2 separate regions of the Mus musculus genome follow, and region 2 is linked to region 1. The links are chromatin contacts, found by Hi-C in ENCODE. All regions are on one chromosome and are shown on one strand. Each heading gives the region's core, a stretch centred on a gene start or an enhancer-like site at or near the end of the contact. The rest is flanking DNA. Distances are from core to core; before and after follow the strand shown.

Region 1 (4,834 bases), core at 1,251-3,750:
CAGCCTTAACTTATGAATAACTTCACTGTGGGAGCTGCAACTGTGCAGAGCATTTGGCTTGTGTGTAGAAAATTCTTGGCATGATCCCAAACTCGGAGAGTCCTAGTTTCTACAAGTTCTGATCTTAGCATTTCACATGAAGGTGGACAATCCATTTGGAGTTAATTTTGTGGAGGTTGTAAAAGGCATGTCATGTGCTGGGTAGCAATCCAATGTCAAGCTGTGATTTAAAAGAGTAGAACTTATGTTGTAATGGATTTACGAAAGCTTAGGGGATAGAAAGGCACAGCAAGTAGAATTTAGCTGAGGGTGCACTGCCTGTAAAACATCCCACAAATAAGTAATGTGCTAACCAGTGCAGTTTGAGTTTAGGATGCTAGCATACACATGCTTGTTCAACAGGATTGCCCAGAAATATGGCTCCAAACCATAACAAAGGAATCAAACTTAATTTACAACCAGCCACTAGGCCCACCTCCTTATCAAAGAGCAGGCCTCTATCCATCTGCTCAATGGGGCATTATAGAATCACAATCAACAAGGCCTGGTGTGCCATAAAGGTTCAGTTTTCTTCTTGAGAAAGGCATAGTTCTGCCACATGGGTAAGATGACAACCATGCCAAAAAGGGAAAAAAGAAAAGGAAAGAAATCTCTGTTGTATTGCATACTGGCCTGGTCAAGCTACACTTTCCCTGAGGTCCCCATGTCTGGAGCATGACCTAGCTCCTTCTGAAACCCAGGAACACGCTTGGCGAAGCCAGTCACAGCCTCGGGCTTACTCAGCTGGCTCCTTGGATGCTTACCTAGAGGTCTGGGTGTAGAGATAAAACAGAGCTCGTTTCCTAAAACCAGGAATGTGCTTGGGAGTGCTGGTAATGGTGTGGGGCCAGGGCCTTTGGAGGGGGAGGGGTTGAATCAGATTCTGAGAGCACAACTCTTCCTACCATATGGGGCTGTGGTTATCAGTCCCAAGGCCACGAGAGGCTCGGCCAGAAATGTTTTTCATTTACACTGAGTTCCTCTTGTGCAGCACAGTTTGATTAGACTTCTCCTGAGTGTGCCACATTGTATGATGCTTCTGCTGACTTCGTAGTTTCTTCATCTTTCTCCTGACTTCAGAGATGTCTCCCATCTAATTCCTTTTTCCTCATGTAAATCTTAAACAAGATGGTATTCTTAAGAAGCTTCCTTAGCACAAAAGCATATGCTTATCGTACAAAAACATGATAGGTGGCTGATGTGTCTGTACCTACTAACAGGTCAGAAAGGGTTTCACAGAGAAATTTTTATCTCGAACAACAAAATCCAAAATAATAAAATTAAAAATATAAACCCACCATGCTTGCAAAGTAGCTTAACATTGAACAGCAGATGTGTCTGCTGTATGTTATGTGATTTAGGGACAGAGACCAAATGTTGAATGTATGGGTGGCATGAGAATTCGCGTGGTAGCGGAACCGCAGCCTGGACTTCCGGTCCTCTAGCCCGCCGGCGCAGCAGTGCATGCGCAGATTCCCCGTCCTCGAATATTCCTCCGTTCCGCGGTTTCTCCGCCTCGACACGCCCCCCCTGCCGTTCAATGACCGGGGATTGGAAACCCGTGCCGTCAGTCACTGGCCAGCGGGCGGGGCTTCCTACCATCTCATGTCAGTGCAGTTGCTGTCATGGCCTTGCCTCAGCTCCTTTATTCACGGGAATCCCCCTGCCTCACTCTCACACCCGCTGTCATCCCCCGCCCCGTGCCTCAGCTGCAGACAGTGATTCCGTTTCCCGCTCCCGCTTCGCTCCTCAGCCGCCGCCGCAGAGGGGCTCCCGCCGCCCACTGGAAGCCTCTCCGTGCCGTCAGTCACGGTGCCATTCGGTACGACCGGAAACAGCGAGCAGGACGGGGCACGCATGAGGCGAAGCTTCCTGACTGGACTGCATCTCCCATCAACCCCTGCGGCCGCAGCAGACCGATCGGACTTCCTGTCCGGGCCGGAGGCACATCCTGTCTGGCGCAGAAAGTTATGGTTCAATAATTCTAGTGCATGCTGGGAGTTGTAGTTACTTCCCTCCTCGCGCGGGATCTCCTGTTTGCCACAGGAAGTGAGGTGGCGGTAGCCCCTAGGCATGCTAGGAGTCGTAATTCTGTCCCAGTCCCGGGTTTGGGTCCTCTGAGCCCCGCGAGGTTTTTCTCTGATTGGCGAGCACAGCTCAGTGGGCGGAGACGGTGATTGACAGGCGGAGGGGGCGGCTACATCACTGCGTTTGTTTATATATTGAGAAAAGAAAAATAAAGCGCAAGCCCCTGCCTCAGTCAAGGCCAAGCGGGCGGGGCTTCCTGCTGCGTACCGGAAGTCTCTCTCCTGTTGTCTCAGGTCCGTGCAGTCACGGTCATCCCCCTGCCTCAGTTCCTTCCTTACTCACAGGAATCCCCCTGCCTCACTCTTACACCTGCTGTAAATTCCGCCTCAGCTGAAGACAGACAGTGAATTCGGTTCCTGAGCCCGCTTCCGCGTTCTGACTCCTGTGACGTCAGAGCCGGCATCATCGAGGTGTGCGCGCACTGCCACGCCCACTGACGTAGACTTTGACGCCGAGGCCGGGGTTTCCCCGTCCCAACGGTAACTGCCGCGACCCATGCGCCCCGGTCGCTCGGTGACCCCAATGTCAGTCAGACGCCTCCGTTCCCACAGCCGCCGTGACGTGGTAGGTCACAGCCGCTGCCGACACGTCTTTATGTCACACCCACTACACCTAGATCACGCCCACACGGCTTTAATGCTGTTCCCACTACACTCAAGCCACACCCATTACACTCAGGCCAAGCCTACACAGCTTCATGCCCTGCCCAATACTCTCAGGCCACTACTACAGGACTTTAGGCCCCGCCCACAACACTCAGGCTATGCCCACAGGGCTTTATGCCTCTTCCACACATCCTTAGGCAACTCACACACATCTTTAGGACACTCACATCTTTTGGACACTTCCACTATACTCAGGCCCCTCCCACACAACGTTAGGCCCTCCCAGTACACTCAGCCCCCTCCCACACATCTTTAGGCCCTCCCACTACACTCAGGCCCCTACCACACTTTTTTAGGCCACTCCTACACATCTTTAGGACCCTCTCACTACACTCAGGCCCCTCCCACACGTCTTTATGACACTCCCACACATCTTTAGGACCCGCCCACTATACTCAGGCCCCTCCCACACATTTTAGGACACTCCCACACATCTTTAGGACCTTCCCACTACATTCAGGCCCCTCCCACACATCCTTAGGATCCTCCCACTACACTCAGGCTCCTCTCACACATCTTTAGGACACTTACATAGTCAGAACACGCCCCCAAATTTACATATACATTTACATAGACAGTTAGAACACGCCCCCAAATTTACAGAGACAGAACACACCTCAAATTAGGCCCGCCCAGACACTTTTAGGCCACTCCATAACATCTTTGGGCCCGCCCAGACATCTTTAGGCCACTCCCACACATCTTTAGGCCTGCCCACACATTGGTAGGCCCGCCCACATAGACATTTACATAGACACTGAGAACATGCCCACAAATTTACAGAGATATTTATGTAGACATTTACATAGTTACTCAGAACACAACCACAAATACACATAGACATTTACATAGACAGCGAGGACACATCCACAAATTTACATAGACATTTACATAGTCACTGAGAAGGACTGGCTGACTTCTGAATCTTTTTTTTGTTTCTTCATGTTAGGTTTGAGGAGGACACCCTACCCACGTGGCTATCCTCAGTTGCGAGTCACTGTGGGAATTATCCCAGTTGTCTTTTGGTCTTTTCATATATGTAAATGTATTTATAAATGCACATACAAATGATATGTAATTGTATATGCAATGTGCACGCAAGTGTACATGTAAATGCATATGTGAATAAGCAAATATGCAAATGATATTCATGCCCATGCTTTCAAATGCCACGCCCACCCTCATTTAGGCCATGCCCATGCAGCTTCAGAACATGCCCACCCTCCTTTAGGCCAAGCACACTACTCTGAGACCACGCCCATCCTCCTTCAGGGCACACCCACTACTCTCAGACCATGCCCATACTCCTTTAGGACACTTCCACTACAGAAAACACCCACAGATCTTCAGTCTACTCCCACTATTCAACAACAATGCCCTCAATTGGTCAGGACACACCCATACTTCCTAATGCCACACCAATCCTATCCAGACCACGCCCACCCATAATTCTTTAGGCCAGTTTCACCACACTCAGGCCACACCCTCTGCACCCAGCCATGCCCATTCCTTCTAATGCCATGCCCACCAGAATTAGGCACCGCCCACACATCTAAATCTCATTTGAATATTTGCAAATTTATTCATATGTGCATTTACATACACATATCAGTTGCATATACAATTACATATCATTTACATATACATTTATACATACATTTACATATATATAAAAAGGCCAAAAGGAAAAGAAAAAGAAGGAAAAAAAAGAAAAAGAATAAAAATAAGAAAAGAAGGGACAACTGGGATTGGAATTCAACTGTCCTCTGTCACGGGATCTGCGTACAGTGCCCTCCTCACACCTAAAATAAATTTAAAAAAAAAAAAAAAGAAGGAAGGAAGGATGGAAGCAGGGAAGGAAGGAAGGAAGCCAGTCAGTGCAGAAGAGTTTGGGCTTCCTTCCTCCCTCCCTCCCTCCCTCCCTCCCTCCCAGCAGGGATAGAAACCACAGCAAACCAGCTAGAGAGAGAGAGTGAGTGAGTGAGTGACCAGAGCAAGAGAGAGCTGGGAAAAAATAATTTTTAAAAAAGGCCCTCCCTTAA
Region 2 (4,834 bases), core at 750-3,249, 1.2 Mb before region 1:
CTAGTTTAGAAATATCTCAAAACCAAGGACAGAGGGTGGAACATTCTAAAACCATAGCAAGATTTCTGATTAAGATGGAAGGATCACTTTTCCTGAGGAACGTTTTTGCTTTATTTGGAGGGTAGGGTATCACTACACAGACCTAGCTGACCTCAATATCCATCTTCTAAACAGCCCAACACGCTTACCCCCTCTGTGTGTGTGAGTGTGTGTGTATGTGGTGTGTGTGAGTGTGAGTGTGTGTGTGTAGTGTGTATGTGGTGTGTGTGTGGTGTGTGTGTGGTGGCAGCATATGGACTTGTAGGTGTGGATGACAGTGCCTGTGTGTATGCACACATAGAGGCGAGGGATTCAGGTTGGCATCTTCCTCAAGTCTTTACTTTTTTAAAATTTAATTTTTATTATATATTTATAAGTATTTTGCTTTCAGGTAAGTCTGTGCCCCATGACTGTTGACTTTGGAGGTCAGAAGAGGACATTGTATCTAGTGGAACTGGAATTATAGGCAGTTGTCAGCTGCCATGTGGATGCTGGGAACTGAACTCGAGTCCTCTACCAGAACCAGTTCTCCTCACTGATGCACTATCTCTTCAGCCCCTCACTTTTATCCTGGGGCTCACAGACTGGTTAAACTGTTGGCCCCAGGCCCCAGGGATCCTCTCATCTCTGCCTCCACAATGCTGGGATTACAGGTACCAGGCCTTAGTTTTTACACAAATTCTAGGGATCTGAATTCAGATCTTCATGCTTTCATGGCAAGCACCTGAGCCAGTGAACCACCTCCCTGACTATTGCACCGAGCCATCTCCCTAGCCTCAATGCCTGGCTTTTGAGAAAGTATTATAATACTTACCAATGTTATTGGACTGCAAGGGCCATCATGCCATGTTTCCACAGCGCTGGGGACTGATCCCAGTTTGTGCCTGCTGAGCAAGCACCCTATCAACTGGGCTACATCCCCAGTACTGTGAGATGGTCTGAATTATTTCATTGAATCCTTTGTACAGCTCTGGGAGGCAGGTAATCCTGGGTGAATCCCGTTTTGCAAAGAACAAGAAAATTTCAATTGATTATTATTAATAATAAAAGGGCCAGGCAGTGGTAGTGCGTGCCTTTAATCCCAGCACTTGGGAGGCAGAGGCAGGCGGATTTCTGAGTTCGAGGCCAGCCTGGTCTACAGAGTGAGTTCCAGGACAGCTAGAACTATTACAGAGAAACCCTGTCTCGAAAAACCAAAATAAATAAATAAATAAATAAATAGAAATTAGCTCACAATTTAAGGCACGGTGGAAAGTTTTGAAGTGATGGTTAGATTTACACTCAAATTGTCTTCCTTGCAGAGCTGCGTTTTTAACTATCAAGTTCCAAGCAAGACTGCCATAAAGAGGTGAATGGCAGACCAGCGGTCAGTTTAAGTGGGAAGTTTTCTGGTCGTTGCAAAGCCTTGGGAAGTCACCAGGAGGTTCTAGAAGGTGGAAATTCTTTGGAGGTCCTGGACTCTCCGTAGGAGGAGACTGGCTGTAAAAGATAGGACTGAGGCTGTTGCAGTAGCGCAGAAAGTCTTTGGACTGTTAAAATACGGTTCTATTTGGTTTAGGAAACGGTTTGCTTGTAGCTCAGATGGGAGACAGAAAAGGTTTCTGGGAGTAGAGGGGCGGATATTTTCGGCTTAGGACGCCGGATCATCGCCGGACACTACTGAGGGTAACAGGTGAAGCTCTGGACTCAGAAGTTACAAGGCTGTCGCCGAGCCAGATCGGATCCAGTTCCCGCCACACCTAGAAGCCAGTGGGTCCCTCAGACCTTTTGTTAGAGTTGCTATCGGCACTAGGACCGCGCGACTATTTTTAGTCCACAAGCGGCCAGCGAGGGGCGCATGCGCACTGCTGGGAGGCTCTGCCCCGCCCCTTAGAAAGGGTCGCGCTTGTCACGTGTTCAGTTCAGGCGCCCCGCTCACGTGACCGCGGCGCATGTCAGCTGATGCGGGAGGGTTTGAAGCGGCGCCGGGAGGGAGCGAGGCTGCAGTGACCGCGGCGCGCGCTGGGACCCACCCGCGTCTCGCGCTCACCCTGCGGCCATGGCCACCCCGGCGGGCCGGCGCGCCTCAGGTGAGCGCGGGCGGCGGGAGGGCGCGCCCAGCTCAGCGACCTCGGGTGACTTCCGCTGCAGTCCAATACTGGAAGATGGGCTTTCGGCTTCTAGAACCTGGGCGGCGGGCGGGCCAGCATCTCCTACCTCAGGCGGAGAGCTTCTACCGATCCTAGAATCTGGGCGGCGGGTGGGCATCGAGCGTCCAGCTTAGTGTTCTGACTTTCAGGGCGGACTTCTCAGTGTTCCTATGGGAGATTGACGAATGATTCCTCCTAGAATCTGGGCAGTGGGTGCACAGCGACACCTCCGACCTTGGACGTCAAGCGCCCAACTTCCCGTTCGTCAATTCCAGTGCGGACTTCTCAGATGCTCCATAGGGGAGAGATGGGTAGATGGCTCCCAGAACCTGGGCTTCCAGTTCTCAAGTTTTTCAAGTCCTCATATGAGAGAGATAGACAGTAGCATCCTAGAACCTGGGTGGTGGGTGTGTACCAACAACATCTCTAACCTCAGGTGAACAGCTTGCATAGTACCCAGAACTCAGGTAGTACAGGTACCAGCAACTCTTGGCCTCAAGCACTGAGGGTCTACAGTTCCTAGAACTGGGTGGTGGGTGGACACCACTTCCCCAGCCTCTTTCTCCAAGCTCTCCATTTTTCCCTTTAAAGTGTGGTGCAGACTTATGGAGGAGAGATGGGCAGTTGGTTCTCAGAACCAGTGGGCAGGTCCCAGCCTTTAAAACCTCTGCAGAGAGCTTATTGTTGATGACAATTCTAAAGGCCAGTACAAACTTAGTTGCCTTATGAGAGAGAGATAGAGCGTCCAAAGAACTTGGACAGTGGGTGGGCTTAAGATTCTCCAGTTTAAGAGGGCAGGACTCCTGATAATCCCAGCCTCCACCTCCCTTGTGCTGGGATTCTAAGCATGTATCACCATGGATGGCTGTATTATTGTTATTACGAAACATTTCTTTCCAGGGTTGTTTGTGACCTGTGAGAGTATTGCCTTCCCCAACCTAGTCTCTTCTCAGTTTGTAAACAGGCGCCAGCCAGCCAGCCAGCCAGCTAGCTAGTTTCTTCCATTAGGACAGTATTTGAAGCCCGAGCTTTTGTTAGCGGTAGTTTGGTTTTGTTTGGATCAGGTTCTTAGTCTATAGACCCTGAACTTCTTTTACTTTTGTTTTTGTCTGTTTTGAGACAGAGTGTCTATGTAGCTCTGGGAGTTCTGGAATTCTGGTATCTGCCTTCTTTGCTTCCAGAATTCTGCCAGACTTGAACCTGTGATACTCCTTTTTCAGCCTCTGAGTACTGTGATTACAGGCCTAGTCGAGTCTTCCTCCTCCTCTTTCTCTCCTCCTTCTGGATTGAACCTAGGGCCATGTACCACACTACCACTGAGCTATGGCCCAAGCTATAGCCAAAGTTCTAGTTCCTCAGTTTGCCAGAACTCAGACAGCAACCTGCAATGAGACCCAAGGCTTCCCTTCTGGAAGCCAATGCCCAAATGTTCAGCCTCCCTGAACGTATAGGCAGGAATAGAGCTAAAGGGATGTTCTCCACAAATTAGGGGACTAAACTACAGTTCCTCAAACTCATACCTTCCTAAAATGAGATTGTGTGCTCCCAGTTTCCTGGCTTGTCACTAAGAAATCTGGGGATGGCATCTTGTGTTGATCTCTCACTGTGTGCTGCCTGCAGACATTCATGTGGGAGTTCTGGCTGGTAATGCCTGGGATGGGCTACGCTGTGATCTTAGCTAAGGCGTTACAGCCTGCCTTTGGTTTTCCTCCCTACTAGCTTGTAAACATGCTCATCTAGACTGAAAAGGGAGGAGCCAAGTAGGAACCACGGGTAGTGACGTGGCCCAGCCTTTCCTGGCAGCTTTGGGGCTGGAAGAGTTGCTCACAGATAGAATGCTTCTATAGCATTCCCCTCAGACCTAGCTATGCACTGAAGCATGGGCCATTTTCTGGTTGGTCTGGCAGGATTCTCAAAGTAGTTTCTAGATCTCAGCCTTAGAGGTAGATAGATGGTTTTAATTTCCACTTTTTAGACGATGTAGGGAGGTGGACTGTCTTAGTCAGGGTTTCTATTCCTGCACAAACATCATGACCAAGAAACAAGTTGGGGAGGAAAGGATTTATTCAGCTTACACTTTCATACTGCTGTTCATCACCAAAGGAAGTCAGGACTGGAACTCAAGCAGGTCAGGGAGCAGGAGCTGATGCAGAGGCCATGGAGGAATGTTCCTTACTGGCTTGCTTCCCCTGGCTTGCTCAGCTTGCTTTCTTATAGAACCCAGGACTACCAGCACAGAGATGGTCCCACCCACAAGGGGCCTTTTCCCCCTGATCACTAATTGAGAAAATGCCTTGCAGCTGGATCTCATGGAGGCATTTCCTCAATTGATGCTCCTTTCTCTGTGATAACTCCAGCTGTGTCAAGTTGACACAAAACTAGCCAGTACACCCACTTAGGAAACATTCTTGAGGTTGATCATCACACTGTATCACAATTCTATAAATACACTAAAACCCACCAGATTTTACATGTGTGTGTGTATGAGTGTGTGTGTGTGTATGGGTGTGTTTGTGTGTACACTTGTGAGTGCAGGAGCCCTGTGTCCAGAAGGGACAGCGGATCCCCTGGAGCTAGAGTCACAGGCTGCTGTGAACTGCCATGTGTGTAATTGCAAAGCCCTGCAAGAACAGTACGTGTTCTTAATCACTGAGCTATGTCTCTAG

Evidence for each region. A loop is a pair of places that touch in the nucleus more often than their neighbours do.
Region 2: a map of T-helper 17 cell shows a loop between it and region 1 (4-fold over the local background). The contact joins the promoter of Mcoln1 here to the enhancer-like site in region 1. A Hi-C loop is called at or near these places in 3 of 37 maps with a recorded cell type or tissue (T-helper 17 cell and v-Abl transformed pro-B cells).

Annotation. Positions count from the first base shown.
Region 1 is chr8:4,675,876-4,680,709 of GRCm38, forward strand. It overlaps Gm6410 (a long non-coding RNA gene), which reads left to right. Exons shown (of 2, transcript XR_378684.4): 1 at 1-2,691. Among named protein-coding and RNA genes, the nearest start is that of Gm6410, 3.5 kb to the left of the region's middle. Within about 2 kb of position 2,501, at least 1 of the 3 ENCODE cell types and tissues checked has a DNase peak (open chromatin) inside an H3K27ac peak, as active enhancers do.
Region 2 is chr8:3,498,520-3,503,353 of GRCm38, forward strand. Mcoln1 (mucolipin 1) reads left to right here and starts at 2,000. Exons shown (of 14, transcript NM_053177.1): 1 at 2,000-2,108. The coding sequence starts at 2,078.